2 separate regions of the Homo sapiens genome follow, and region 2 is linked to region 1. The links are chromatin contacts, found by Hi-C or POLR2A ChIA-PET in ENCODE. All regions are on one chromosome and are shown on one strand. The core of a region is the stretch at or near the end of the contact, and the rest is flanking DNA. Distances in the headings are between cores, read along the strand shown.

Region 1 (7,472 bases), core at 4,149-6,648:
TTCTGTGTTTTGTGGTTAAGATAATTGGGAAAAGTTGTAACTTCAGAATGATTTAAAGTCTATTGGTTGTTCTTGTCTAAGGTTCTTTTCCATTCAAATGTAATACGTTTGATGTTTAAGGTATTATGATCTCTATGTGGTCAAGCAGTGTCGCTTATTCACTAGTTTAAAATCTAATTTAAAAATCATATTGTTGACATCTGCTCTGGAATTATTGATAGTCCTTTTAAACTACAATACTTTTTCAGATCACAGTTGAACAAGTAAGAAATTTTAAGTCCCAAACTCTAGACCCCCAAGTGAGGAAGAGATTACTGTTTTCCAGCTGCCATTTTTTAATGGAGTAGTTTTCTTAGTGAATTCTGAAGCAGGAAAGACAACAAAGTAACTTGCAAATCTGAATTTAGGTCTGAAATAGTGACGCTGAAGTGGGATCTGAGGCCCACACTTTAGCTTCCCAACGAATTTTCAGTCTTTTGGCTTTTCCAAATGTGTATACATTTAGATAATTCATGAATTGCTTGCAGACATGTCCCTCTGACTTTATAGAGAGGGGTATATTTCTTGTAAAACACATTTTCAGGGTGTGAAACATTGACTCATAGCCCACTTGTCTTTATTTACTGGGACTGTGAAAAGTTGACTCATAGCCTACTTGCCTTTATTTACTGTGACTGAGAAATTTAGTTTCTTTTACCAGACACACACATGTACGCATGCATGCACACATGCACACACACACTTTCATTACTTTTCCTTAGGCCATTATTTATAGAGAGCTGGGAGACATTTAAATTATTGTTTGTACAGGGGAGGGGCTTTAAATTCTCTCTCTTTCTGGTTAGTAGCATCACAATAATGAAAGAAATATAGACGTGCTATTCTAGGCATTGCAGAGTATAGTTGGAGATATAATTATTATCCTAGTATTAGAGACTTTTAAAGTGCTAAATTGAAAGCTTTGTAATGTCCATTTCCTGCCACAATATTGAAAAAAAAAAACATATACTCCTGTCTTAAGTACAATCTAGTGAGTTTTACAGACATGCAGTTATATAGCTGTATTTCTTTCAGCTTAGTGGTCTTATTTGAATGGCGATGTATGGAACTATATACAAGTTCAGATGCGTTTATGAATAGAATACACAATGCAGAGTTTCCTTTCATTATTGGCATCTTATAAACTTCTAATTTACATGAAACTTATGAAGTTCAGGAACTTTACACAACTTTGGTGTGCAGATTGTAGCCAATAGGTTTCCATTAGGGGGCTCTCGAGGTTTGAGATCAGCCTTGATACCAATAAAGCTTGGAAGCTTTTACTTTCTAACGTTCCTCTCACTCTCTCCCTTTTTGTTTTGTTTTATAGAAAAGGTCACGGATCGCCTACAGTGACGAAGTACGGAATGAGCTCCTGGGGGATGATGGGAATTCCTCAGAGAACCAGGTAGAATGCTAATCAGGAAGGCCCGGTGGGTGGCTGGAGGGTGAAGGAGGTCACTGGCGCACTGGGCTCTCAAGCTGCTCCTTAACGGTATTAGCAGCAACTCATGTGGAAGCGATACTGTTTAATGCAAAGCTGGAGTCTTAATCAACTTCAAAATGTTTCTTGGAGATCTTACATTTAACCCTTTACCTTGTGATCACTGTCTGCTATCTTTTAAAAAAATCTTTTCTTCTCTTTTCTTTATTATTTAGTACTTAAGGAATAACTTGAAACACACCGTTTGCAGACAAAGCCAAGGTCTTCACCTCAAACACATGTAAAAGGAATAAAAAAGTACATAATACAGCTTTGATAATAATGCAGTATAATTAAATCAACACTTGCAGCAAAACAAATGAAAGTAAGCTTTCAAAATTCAACAGGGCAGCCCAATCTCCTATTGTGTGGCTTCTTAAAAATACATTCACCAAAATGCAAATTGGAAGCACCAGTGTGGAACTTGGATACCCATACAGAGGAACTGCTTCTGTCAAATAATAGTCATAATAATAATAATAATAATAATAATAATAATAGGATAAGTCTTTTTGCAGTTTAAGATCTGCGTAGGCCAAAAAATAAGATACAGTTTCTTCTTAAAAGAGCTTTACAACTTGGCTGTCGGTTCTCATTGGATCATACCGTAGTGTCATGAGTCTAATTAATGTCCCGCCTCTTTCTTTGAATTAATACTACAGACTTCATTAATTCATGTAGATACTATATACAACTTTAAAAAAAGTTTTAAGAACCTCATTGTAGAAATGACTTTAAAAATGCCTCAAAAAAGCCCTAATGACTGATTTTCTTTGACACTTTTAAAGAAAATACATGATAGGGACCTTCAGAAACAAGACCTGAACATGGTTACTAATGCCACTTTGGCAAGTAGTATAAAAGTCTCTACTCTGCCTAAATGAAAATGAACATAAATCAGTCACTGAGTAAACCAAAATTTTAATAGGATAGTGAAACCTAATATATTGATACATATTATAAAAATTGCATAATTGTATTTACCATCTCAAATAGATGATATTATAGGTCCATATATGCTAATAGTATTTGCTATCTATTATACTATAATCTGTAACAGGGATGTTGTTTGTGTGATTAAGGACTCTACTCACCCACCCCCAAAAAAGAGAGAAGAATGACTGAGCTGATTATGTTTGTTTTTGGAAAGATGTCACCTCCTCCACTATTTGGATGTTATCAGCTTGAGTTCAGACATGTGAACACGTTCAGATTTGACTTGGGATTTCAGCTTCCCTGATTGAAATGTGAGAATAGCTAAAGGAAAAAAAAAATAGCACATCAAACATAAAAGGGTGATGTGATAAAGGGGCTTTACTCATAATAGATTAAATAATGTGAGGATGAGAGAAAAAATATTTTCTTCTGTTTTTAAAGTGAGATTTAGATTGCTCATACCTCTTGAAAATGAGTGAATCATAATTTTATTTCCTATCTACTGCAAAAAACACTATCTTTTTTGCAAAAAAGTGAATGCGTAGTTCCCATGTCAGTTCTTTAAACAGCTATAGATCTTTCCCTCATTTGAAACTACTGCCTAATGCAGAGGAAATAGAAAGGAAGGGGGTGTGCCTGTCTAACTCAGACTCCTTTATCGTAATGGATGTTGTAGTTCTATGATAGGGATCCCTTTTTTTTCAAACGTGTTCACTTCTCTTAATGGACATTTTATATGCCTAAAACATTTGCCTTGCGTACATATAAGTATGATTTTTATGCCTAAAGAAAACTGTTCCACAAAAATAGATTGAGTTCATATTTTCTGAATTTTTCAAATTATATTCCTGTCACCTTAAAGTGATTATGCAGAGATTTCCCCTGGACTTGTATAAATCAAACTTACAAATTCTGAAAGTGCTTGGAGAACCTGAAGTTTACATGTAAGGAACTGTCACTTCAATAAATAGAGTATGATAAATTATAGTCATGAGAATATGTACTGTTAGATTATTACTTGTGTGAAGTTTTCCATCTAAAATTTGATTGAGGTGTAAAAGTTCAAAGAGACCACACTGAACGTTTTGGATATTTCGTTACCAAATGTAGCAAAGTTTCCATTTCATATGAAGTCATTGCATTTTGTTTTAAGGCTCTTTGTCATAATATAGGAATTAAAATCCCTCAAACTAAAACACATCCTTAACTAGGTATGGTCACTTGAGAATAACTTTTTTATTCCGCATCAGCATTCATTCAGAATATGGAGTCAAAACGGAAGCTCTTTCTGTAAAGAAAGAAAATATTTTAATTTGGCTCTATACTAATCTTTGTAGCTCAGTAGCTAGGAAGAGTTTTTTTCTAGGTAGGGCTGCTTATAATTTATATAAGAAAAGGTCTTCTGCCTACAAATAAGTTTACTTCTAAGTTATTTGCTAATAAATTGATTTTCAGAACTTCTTATCCATGGAATACTAACTATATAAATGGATAAAACTTGGAGATAAACAAAATGAGATAAAAATAGCAATATTCATTTAATTGCAATTGGGATATACCTGTCAGTTTAAAAATATAGATCAAAATAGGAAAATAAGGAATTAATAGCAATGATTATATAGGTAAAATACTGGCTAGGTATTTTCAATGTAACATACACATCCTCCTTATAGTTGCTTCTTTGTGAAGATTCGATAATATGAATACAATAGCTATTATTTCTCATTCTGATAATTTATGATGCAGTTTTTTTAGGCATCTGAAACCTGACTGTAATACATATAATTATAGTCTGCCAATTAACTATAAAGTATGTTAATTTACTCTTAGGTACATAAACATTTCTGCCATGATTAGAAATGTTAAAAATTCAGAAATTAAGAATTTTTCAAAAGCATTTTTAATGTCCCTCATACAATACCCTTTGCATTTAATTCCAAATTAAATGCTTTGTATACATTCATTTCTGATTCATATTCATTTCATTCAATCAAATATAGCTAATGCTGATTTACAAAGAAGGGGCAAGAAAATTACCTACTTTGTACATTTGAGTACTTTTGGGCTATCAGCTTTCCAAGGATTACTGTCTTAAGCATTATCATTCTATTCTTTGAAAATACCGTATTTACCATTCCATGTGGCAACATTTTATTTCTTTGAAAGAGTTGAGTTCTTGAATGTAGTGATGTTGTATTTAGAGTGGAAACATTAATAGTTCATAACTTGATTGCATTTCATGAGAACCATTCTCATAAAAGGAAAAACACAACTTATAGAATAAAATCATAAAGCCTTTCATAGTGAAGTGTGATAATGGGGCAAATAAACTGTTCCAAGCTTTGATTTTGAACCCTAATACTCTCTCAGTTTCTATATGCAGAATTATATTGATCAGTGACTTTTAATAAATCCTAAATAGAAGATTCAAAATATAAAGAGTAGACTATTTCCAAATGTGGGGAAAGTTTTGTGGCAAAGCAATATTTAGCAGATAATGATTGCTTAATTTCTTAATACAAGGTTCTCTTAAGTTCTGATTTGGGCTTGCTGTGCATAAAGTGTGTCAAACTTCAGCTACAGACCAGGGGGTGAAGTCGGTCAATTTAATTCCCCAAGATCTAAAGAAGGTCGGTATCATTTCATATAGCCCTGGCAGAGCAGATCATTACCAGGCACAAATCTGTTCGTTACGTGCTGAGGGTTTATAGCAAAATAAATAGACTGTCATCATAAGTTCAGAAAATTGTGTGTTCGACCCACGATAATGTGTAAAGGGCGTTTAATAGAGTTCAGCATTTATTCGTTATCTGTATGCGAACAGAGACAGCAGTCGCGTTATCAGCTTTAAAAAAAATTCGGTAGTTCTGGGGTCACGTGACACACCTCACACACACACACACACACACACACACACACACACACACACGTGCGCACGTGCGCGCGCGCGCATGAACCCTCACATGCTCTGCAGTGCAGTTTTGATTTTAGTCACAGCAGAAGGCTTAACCACAAGAGATTCCACTGGTTCAAACCAGCGTAAACCAGATTTTTTCAGCCCACAAAGGAACAGATTACCTCTTGTATCAAATTCTGCATTGGGGGAAAAAAAATCTTTGTTTCAGAAAAGATGTTGATTATCATAACTCAACATGGTGGCATTGCACACTCTCATGTTGCCTATGATGGAGCTAGTAACTCGAGAAAATACGAAATCACGACTTACAGTCCAGTCTACGCATTGTTAATTTTCAGAAATAGGCCATCTTTTGTTTACTTGAATGAATAACTCCCGGCCTAAGCAAAGAAAAAAAAAAAAAAGAAAAAAGATAAAGATGAAAAACCCTCCCATTACCTAGCTTGGCTACAAATCCGATGTAGAGCTTGAATGCAGCCATGCAGCACAAACAAGATAGAACGTTTTTTGTTTGGAACCTATTGAAAAAACAAATGGGTAGCATTTTTAAACACTCATTGATTATGGCAGGGTGGCATGCCCCAAATGGTCTCTATTGCTGAAGAGTAGTTTTAAACTTTGGCCCTTTAAGTATCATAGTCAACCAAAGAATAGTGCCCCCAGAAAGAAAAGATCGCTGGCCGATCAATTCCCAGATCGTCTCTTTCTGAGAATTAATGTTTGCCTTTTTCTCCCATGATGTTGGGATAGCAAAGAGAAAGATTCCGATATATGATAGGCCAGGTATTTTAGCTTAAAATTTTGCTTCTTCTGGGGAAGAATTATAACTTTTCATGTGAAATGAAAAGATGATTTACTTGTATGTAACTGGATGGTTGCTGAGTGTGTTAATTAAAAATAAAGAAAGCTTCTTATTTTGAAACGATGATAATAAAGGTTTCATTTTCACTGAATGTACTGTGAGACATTACATGATAACTTATGTACCCTTTTTATAAAGATTCTTAACAGTTTTTAAAATCTTATTCTTTGGTACTCAAAATACTTTTCATATAACAAATGAAATAACAGAATAAGCTGGAATGCATACTGCCTTCCTTGAATTCGGGACAAAAACAGCGTTAAGCATTGAGATATCCGGGCTATAGTAAACATGATACTTACAGAGACTTATAGTGAACAATTCAGGCACATTTCTCCCAAAGCAATAGTTTAATTTATTGACCTGCATATGTCAAGTGTTATAACAGATGTTACAGATATTTGGATGTTTAAAAATTATCAGTCGTAGACCTGAATTGCTGAGGATGCAAATTTCAGACCTAGAATGTGGTTTAGTCTGTTACAACATAGGTTTCAGTTTCTAGTCATTGCAGAAACTGTGGTCGTCATCTCACTTATACAGTGATATTTGTAGTTTAGAATAATGTCAAACACACACACACCCACACGTACACACAATGAGCCAGATATATGGTTATATATTTTAGTTCCTAAAGAGTTAAACAGCTTGTTTTATCTGTTATATTTAAGGTAAATAGAAAAATGTTCTAAATAAGAGAATTAAAATGTTATCATAGGATAATTTACTAAGAAGTAAGGAGTGATTTTTTATTTGACTTTAGTGAAAACAAAACTGCAATATAAATGAAGTAAGAGCTCATTGCCAGTTTACAATATGAAGAAAATTGAAAACTGAAGAAATCATTCAAAAATTAAAATGAAAACATGCCACATGATTGTGGTAGCCTCTTAAGCAAAATAAAAATGTAGAAATTGACTCTTACATACACAGAAGTTCATATGATCGTGAATTTTTGATACTATGATCTAAATAAGTATTATCTCTCCTGGCATACTTTATTTTCTATTAAAATAACATTACTTCCAAATGCAGTCTTATTACTAGAGTGGGTACAAGTATAACATTAACTAACATAATAGTTTGTTGTTTTAAATACTTACTGGAACCAAAGCATGAGCTATTAATCATTTTCATTTGTAGGTAAAATCTGAAATCAGTTGTCAAGATTCCAAATAGGGAAACATCCTGAAAACTTGTATATACAAAACCTCTTCAATGGTACATTCTTAGAA
Region 2 (6,995 bases), core at 1,431-3,930, 380 kb after region 1:
TTAAGGACCTTAGGGGCATCTTAATGAGGTGATAATGAGGAAAAAATGTTCTGGTTTTGGGGGGGAGCTGTAGTCTTTACTTTCATGTTCAAAATGGGTTTAATCTGACATTGAACTCCTTGTTATGCAGTATTAAGGAAGAGTGGGGCGGGAAATGAAGATGGGTACTAAGGTAAGGGTGTGTGTGTGTGGGGGGGGTAGGTGTGTGTAGGTGTGTATGGGGGTGTGTGTGCGTGCACGGGTGTGTGTGTGTGTGTGTAGGTGTGTGTGTGTAGGTGTGTGTGGGGTGTGTGGGGGTGTGTATGTGTGTGTGAGGGGGTGTGTGTGGGTGTGTGTGGGGGTGTGTAGGTGTGTGTGAGGGGTGGGTGTGTGGGGGGTGTGGGGTTTTTGAGTGTGTGTGGATGTGGGTGTGTGTGGGTGTGTGTGTGTGAATGTGGGTGTGTGTGGGTGTGTGTGAATGTGTGTGTGTGTGGATGTGGGTGTGTGTAGGTGTGGGTGTGTGGCGGGTGTGTGTGTGTAGGCACACAGTGTGCTTGGGATTTTTTTTTGTTTTCAAGACAGGGTCTTGGTCTGTTGCCCAGGCTGGAGTGCAGTAGCATGATCTTGGCTCACTGCAACCTCTGCTTCCCAGGCTCAAACGATCCTCCTGCCTCAGTCCCCCCAGTAGCTGGGTCTATAGGCGCACACCACCACACCTGGCTAATTTTTTCTATTTTTGGTAAAGATGGGGTTTCATCATGTTGCCCAGGCTGGTCTTGAACTCCTGGGCTAAAGTGATCCACCCGCCTCACACTCCCAAAGTGTTAGGATTACAGGCGTGAGCCATTGCGCTGGGCTGGAACTTTCTTAATCTGCCTTTTATTGCTCTTGAACACCTGCCCATAATATGAGGCTCTCCCTTTTACAAGGACTACCCAAGTCCTAGGGCAGTAACTCCAAGGAGCTTCCTTCTCTAATATCCAGACCTCTTTATGTTCCCTTCCTCTGTATTTATGCCACTGTCTTTGCCGCATTGCACTATTATTGTTTTCACGTTATTTCCTAAGGTGCCCTTTGTTACTCTTGAAGACCTGCCATTATTTCAAAACCTTTTCTCTTTATATGAACCACTGTGGAGCAATAGGGTGAGGGAGCTTCCGACTTCGCCATACAGATGGTCTTTATTCTCCCTTCCTTCCTCCTTCTTTCTTTTCAGACAGTTGGAATAACCAGATAGTTGAGAACGTTCTTTGAAATGGGAAGTCACAAACTCTGTCCTTTGCTGAGTGACTTAACCCCTTTGGGGGAAAAAGATTTGTATAAAACCAAGGTGGCATTGTTATGACTATTGAATAACAATAGATGAGTTAAATCATTCATTCGTTTGTAACCTAAATATTCCCCTGGGGTTATGACAGGTTTCCTGTATATTTATGCGCAAAATTACATTTGCCCTGAATCTTCACCCCTTTGACTAAGAGGAGTCTAAAGTCTGTTTGTGTGTGATTCTCCTATTCCAAGAATTACAAAATGTTCTTAGTCATGTCCTCGTTTTTCTCCCTTGCCAGTTAATTCAGCCCACAATCAATTATCCGTCCATCCTTTCACCTATCTGTTCATCTGTCCATCCGTCTACTCATCCATTCATTCAACACATATTTATTGAGCATTTAAATGAGGCAGGTACTCAACTAGATGACTAGTGAGGGCTTTGGTGGTGAGTCTGAATATCTGCCCTCTGGGAGAATAGACAAAGAAGTAGACAAACATTACAATATGTGTTAAGTCCAGTACAGAGTGGACTGGGCACACAGAGAAGGGACAGCTGGCCAGAGTTAGGGACTCAGAAAAAGTACCCCTAAAGAAATGCTATCTAAGACCCAAGGGATAAGAAAAAGCAGGGAGGAGGCAGGGCGCAGTGGCTCACGCCTGTAATTCCAGCACTTTGGGAGGCTGAGGTGGTGGATCACTTGAGGTCAGGAGTTTGAGACCACCCTGCCCAGTATGGTGAAACCCCGTCTCTACTAAAAATACAAAAAATAGCGAGGCATAGTGGTGCATGCCTATAATCCCAGCTACTTGGGAGGCTGAGGCACGAGAATCGCTTGAACCAGACAGGTGGAGGTTGCAGTGGGCCAAGATCGTACCACTGCACTCCAGCCTGGGCTATAGGGCAAGACTCCGTCTCTCAAAGAAAGAAAAAAGAAAAGAAAAGAAAAGAAAAGAAAAAGCAGAGGGCAGGAGAGAAGGACTTTTTTTCTGAAAAATATCCAATGATGTATCTACTACTTTCCTAAGCAAACTAATTCATCTTGCTGATTCCCTGAGCCTCTCACATAATGATGGATTTTCATGTAGAAAGAGCAGAGATTTGGATTTAGTAGCTCAGGACAATTTTGCTTAAATTTTTCTGGGTGGAGGTTGCCTCATTTGTAATATGTGCAAGGTAATAATTCCTAACCTACAGAGTTGTTAGAAGAATTAGGTGTGTTACAGGCAAAGCCCCCAGCACATGAGAGACCTTCACATATGGTAGATCTTATTACCATGAAAAGCAAAAAAATATATCAGTGGTTCCTAAGGGTGAGGGTGGGGGAGGGCTAGTGGGGTGGGGACTCCCAGGAAGCTCTTTAAAAAAAAAAAAAAGTAAGGACAAATAAACAAACACACCCATGCTCCGTCGCGGGAGGTTCTGAGTCACTAGGTCTGGGGTGGGTCTCTAACATGTGAGCTCCGTAGGTGATTCTGATCTTAGCCCCGTAGGTGATTCTGGTCTTAGCCACGGTTGGGAAGTGCCGCTGTACCCTGCAAAGGCAAGGATCTATTTTCATTCATAGAGCTGCCATTTTAAGTACATTAAAACCACAACTAAAAGCACAGTAACCATGATTTAAAGTAACTATTAAACAGAGTTGGAAGGGCATGCTGATGGTCAGTAACCACCCTCCCTGGGTAATTGAGAAGGGACTTATGAATCAGTGAAAGTGGAACTGCAGAATTTCTCAGGCTCTTAGAAATGAGGCCTGTAAAAATGTCTGGCTGGAGTCAGAGTGGAATTTAGCTGTCATATTTCTCTTGACTGACCACTGTAACCCTTTGGTAATTGATCTAGTAAATTAGTAACTCATATCACACACAGCTTAAGCTTTCTAGAGTTCATGATTGCTTGCTGAAAATAGACATCTGGCCATAGAATTTCCAGCATAACTAGTAAAGAAAAATTCAGACAGACATTTGCTCGTGAAAAGTCTCAATATTTCAACCCACAGTCTGAAATTTCAGTTGTTCAGGGTGGAATTCTTGAGTATGTTTGTAAATGTTCCCCGAATGGAGAGTGTTCAAGCTGTTTGTCTCTTAGTCACTCGCTCACTGTAAGACAACACAACAGAGTTGACGTTTGAATTTGCCTAGAGCTTCAAGACAGTCACTATCTATGAATTGCTGGAAAAAAAAATCTCAGGAATAAGCAAGATTTGGTCTTCAGAGGTGGTTGTTTTAGAGATAGGATAAGAGGAGACTAAATATTCTTGGTTTGTCCTGAATCATGTCAGCAAAGAAAAAGCCTGGTATATAACTCTTTCCGAATATTACCCAAGGAACTTCCCAGAGAATCACCAGCCAGAGCTTATTAAACCAACCTGCAGGTTCCTGGGCACTCTTCCAACCTTTCTGTGTTTCTGGGGGTGAGGGCCAAGGCTCCCAGGTGATTTTTATAGTCATGACCACCTTATGAGAAGGTAAAAAATGAGGGTGGGCACTATGGCTCATGCCTGTAATTCCAGCACTTCGTGAGGCTGAGGCAGGAGGATTACTTGAGCCCAGGAGTTCGAAACCAGCCTGGGCAACAAAGCAAAACACCATCTCTCAAAAAAAAAGAAGAAGAAGAAGAAGAAGAAGAAAATTAGCCGGGCATGGTGGTGCATGCCTGTGGTCCCAGCTAATTGGGAGGCAGTGGTGGGAGGATACCTTGAGCCCAGGAGTTAGAGGCTACAGTGAGGCATGATCATGCCACTGAACTCCAGCCTGGGCAACAGAGTGAGACCCTGTCTCCAAAAAAAAAAAAAAAAAAAAAAAGTAAATAAATAAAAAGAGGGTGATAATGTATTTTTACTACACTTATTTTGCCACAATGGAATTTTATGTCTGCGCTTAGATTTTTTTTTAAAAAAAGAGTAAATTAAGAGCATGAGACTTGGAGTCACCCATTTCTGCTTTCTGTTCCTTTGCTAATTCTTTTTTTTTTTTTTTTGAGATGGGGTCTCACTCTGTTGCCCAGGCTGGAGTACAGTGACATGATCACAGCTCACTGTAGCCTCAAACTCCTGGGCTCAAGTGATTCTCCTGCCTCAGCCTCCCAAGTAGCTGGGATTACAGGTACACACCCACACCCAGCTAATTGTATTATTTTTTGTAGAGAGCGGGGTCTGTTGTCCAGGCTGGTCTCAAACTCTTGGGCTCATGTGATCCTTTCCCCTTGGCCTCCCAAAGTGCTGGGATTACAGGCATGAGCCACCATGCCCGGCACCCCCTTTACCCATTTTGAACTTTAGTTGCCTTCTCCATAAATGGCACTGATAAGGGGAGTTATCCTTCCCCCAACATTTCCTTAAAGACCAAATGAAAAAAAATGGGTATGAAAATACTTTGTAAACTAAAAATACACAGTTCTATCATTATAGTCATTTTATATATGAAGAATCTACAGTTTAGGATTCCCAGCTGACATTATTCCTGGAAAAATGTTAACCAGCCTCCTTAATTTGGCTGTTTTTACTTTTATTCAAAGAGAGGAGGGTGTTTCCATACACAATGAGCCATCTAGCCGTAAGCATAAATAAGGCAGTTCAGATGTTGCAAAGGAGACAGGGGTCATTAAGTCCTTAACATATCAATCCAGAATTGCATAATGCAAATCTAGAGCAGCTACCAAGGAACAGGAGAGGCTTAATGTGTTCCCCAAAGCGCATTATGTTATTCTACATCTAGGAAAGTGCTTAAGTCAGAGCTTTCTCCAACCAAAGCAATGTCCACTATCTGTGACGGCTTGCCTGCAGAGTTTTTTGTTGTTTTGTTTGTTTGTTTGTTTTTTGCCTGTTTCATGAAAAAAAAAAAAAAAAACTGGCTGTAGAACAAGCCAGCTTGATGCATTTTGTGACAGATCTCTGCTAATATTCTAATCTCTCAGGCCCCAGACATGAGTCCTCAAAAGAGATGGAAAGACTTTGTCCTAAATGTAGTTGATATATAAGAACCTTCCATTATTCGCCTTACCTTACCCATCTGAGCTTCAGTCTAAGAAAGGAGGTTGTCTCCTTCACAAGATGCATTCATTGGCATTTTCAATTGACAGAGATTGAGTAATGCATTAAGTAGTCCTGTATACAGCTGTTGATACTTAATCACCTGAGATCTCTTCAGTACTATTTATCTGGCATAATCTGATAGGTGCCCGTCCAATTATTTGCTTTGAATAGATCTATTTCTCAGGCTTAGGGGAAATAGCCATTGATGGTAGAACTCTTACAAGCCCCTACCTAGCCTCAGTAGCAAACAAGGAAAGGCTGGTGGAGAAGAGAGAACAGGAAGAGAGAAGTAGGACCCATGGCTTAGCCTCTATGGGAGATGAAATGACTCTCTGGACTGGAAAGAGGCCTTGCATTCATTCTGCTCATCCACTCATTCATTCATTTCATTCATCTGCTCAACAATATTTACTGCATGCCCCTCTGTGCCAGGCAGTGTCGTGGGCACAGGGGCTCTGTGCCCTCCTCAGATGAAAGTCACTTAGCACATTGCCATAACCTGGGTTTATAGCCATAGTATTTACAAGTTGGGGAAGTTTTCCTCTTGCTTTGTTTGGGAGGACAAAGAACTATAAGAAATACTGGGTTAAAGCAAAGGGGAGAAAATCCAGTTCCACCTGGCTCCTCCCTGAATGGGCTCCCACCCCTTTCTGGGGTAGGTGGAGCAGTCAGAGCCCCTAACCACTGGCTTGGAAAGAAAAATCCTGAAGTCATTTGATCCAGCTCTAAGAGGTGCATTCTACCAGGAACTAGAAGGCACCTTCCAGGGAGTTAACCCTTTTGATCGCAAGTACAAAATGCAAGACCTTCAAGGCACTAAGAGGATGCAATATATGAACTTGGAAAAGATGATGATGATGAAATGACAATGATGTGATGATGATGATGACAATGATGACGATAAATAGCTCCCATTTATTGAGCTTTTACTGGGTATCAGGTACTGAGCTATGTGCTTTATGTATTATTTCATTGCATCTTCACAACAGTATGAGGTAGATACACTGATTATCTTTATTTTACAGATAAGAAAGTTGAGTGTAAGAAAAGTTAGGAATTTTGTCCAAAGACACACAACTACTAGATGTCAGAGCTGGGCCAGTGTCTGTTTATCTTCCTTCTCTGTTCCTTTGATTCTGTTTGGGATTATAAAATAATGGGGGCTCACTTCTATGTAAAAAGTCCCATGTGGCTCCTATTCTATTTTGTATGTGTGTCTGTTGATCGAGGAGTTGTTTGCCTGGCATAGATGGCCCCTCTGATCTGATTCGACTTTCTTGGTCTTGGAAGTCCTCTGTTTTCATTTACTGTCTAGTAAGATGGGGAGGGGCACAAAAGAAATGTCAGTGTGAGGTTGCCTTTGGCCAGAGTCTTGAGGCCATCCAAGAACCAGCTACCTCTTTAGCCCCGAAGACCTAAGGACCGAAGATCCCGAAGAAGTAAGTGACATGGAGGAAAGAACAGATGATAACAAACGAGGAGACACAGGAAACACACCAGAGCCAAGGAGAGAGTGGAAATGGTCCTGAGTACGAGCACTACTCCTTTTGACATTCCTCAGTGGTGACCAAGCTTTGCTCTTTTAGAGCGGGAGGATCAGCTCTGTGGCTGAATCAGGCTGGGGACAGAAGTGAGTAATGCCTCCATAGGTTAAAACAAAACAAAACAAAATGATGACTCCTGATGAGGTTTTCGGGAGTTGCAGAACATGGC

The links. Hi-C counts contacts between places; a loop is a spot of excess contacts on that map. ChIA-PET counts read pairs that join two places held with the same protein, here RNA polymerase II (POLR2A). Pooled maps may share reads with other maps.
Region 2: a map with no recorded cell type shows a loop between it and region 1 (4-fold over the local background). The contact joins two enhancer-like sites. A Hi-C loop is called at or near these places in 1 of 37 single-sample maps with no recorded cell type and 1 of 50 pooled maps. POLR2A ChIA-PET finds 5 or more read pairs at or near these places in 2 of 52 experiments (H1 and OCI-LY7).

The regions. Positions count from the first base shown.
Region 1 is chr10:112,525,718-112,533,189 of GRCh38, forward strand. It overlaps VTI1A (vesicle transport through interaction with t-SNAREs 1A), which reads left to right. Exons shown (of 8, transcript NM_145206.4): 4 at 1,370-1,447. Among named protein-coding and RNA genes, the nearest start is that of VTI1A, 82 kb to the left of the region's middle. RefSeq lists an enhancer at 5,539-5,588. Within about 2 kb of position 5,399, at least 2 of the 41 ENCODE cell types and tissues checked have a DNase peak (open chromatin) inside an H3K27ac peak, as active enhancers do.
Region 2 is chr10:112,913,016-112,920,010 of GRCh38, forward strand. All of the region lies in intron 2 of LINC02935 (long intergenic non-protein coding RNA 2935), which reads left to right. Among named protein-coding and RNA genes, the nearest start is that of LINC02935, 25 kb to the left of the region's middle. RefSeq lists an enhancer at 46-546 and a silencer at 2,592-2,792. Within about 2 kb of position 2,681, at least 8 of the 41 ENCODE cell types and tissues checked have a DNase peak (open chromatin) inside an H3K27ac peak, as active enhancers do.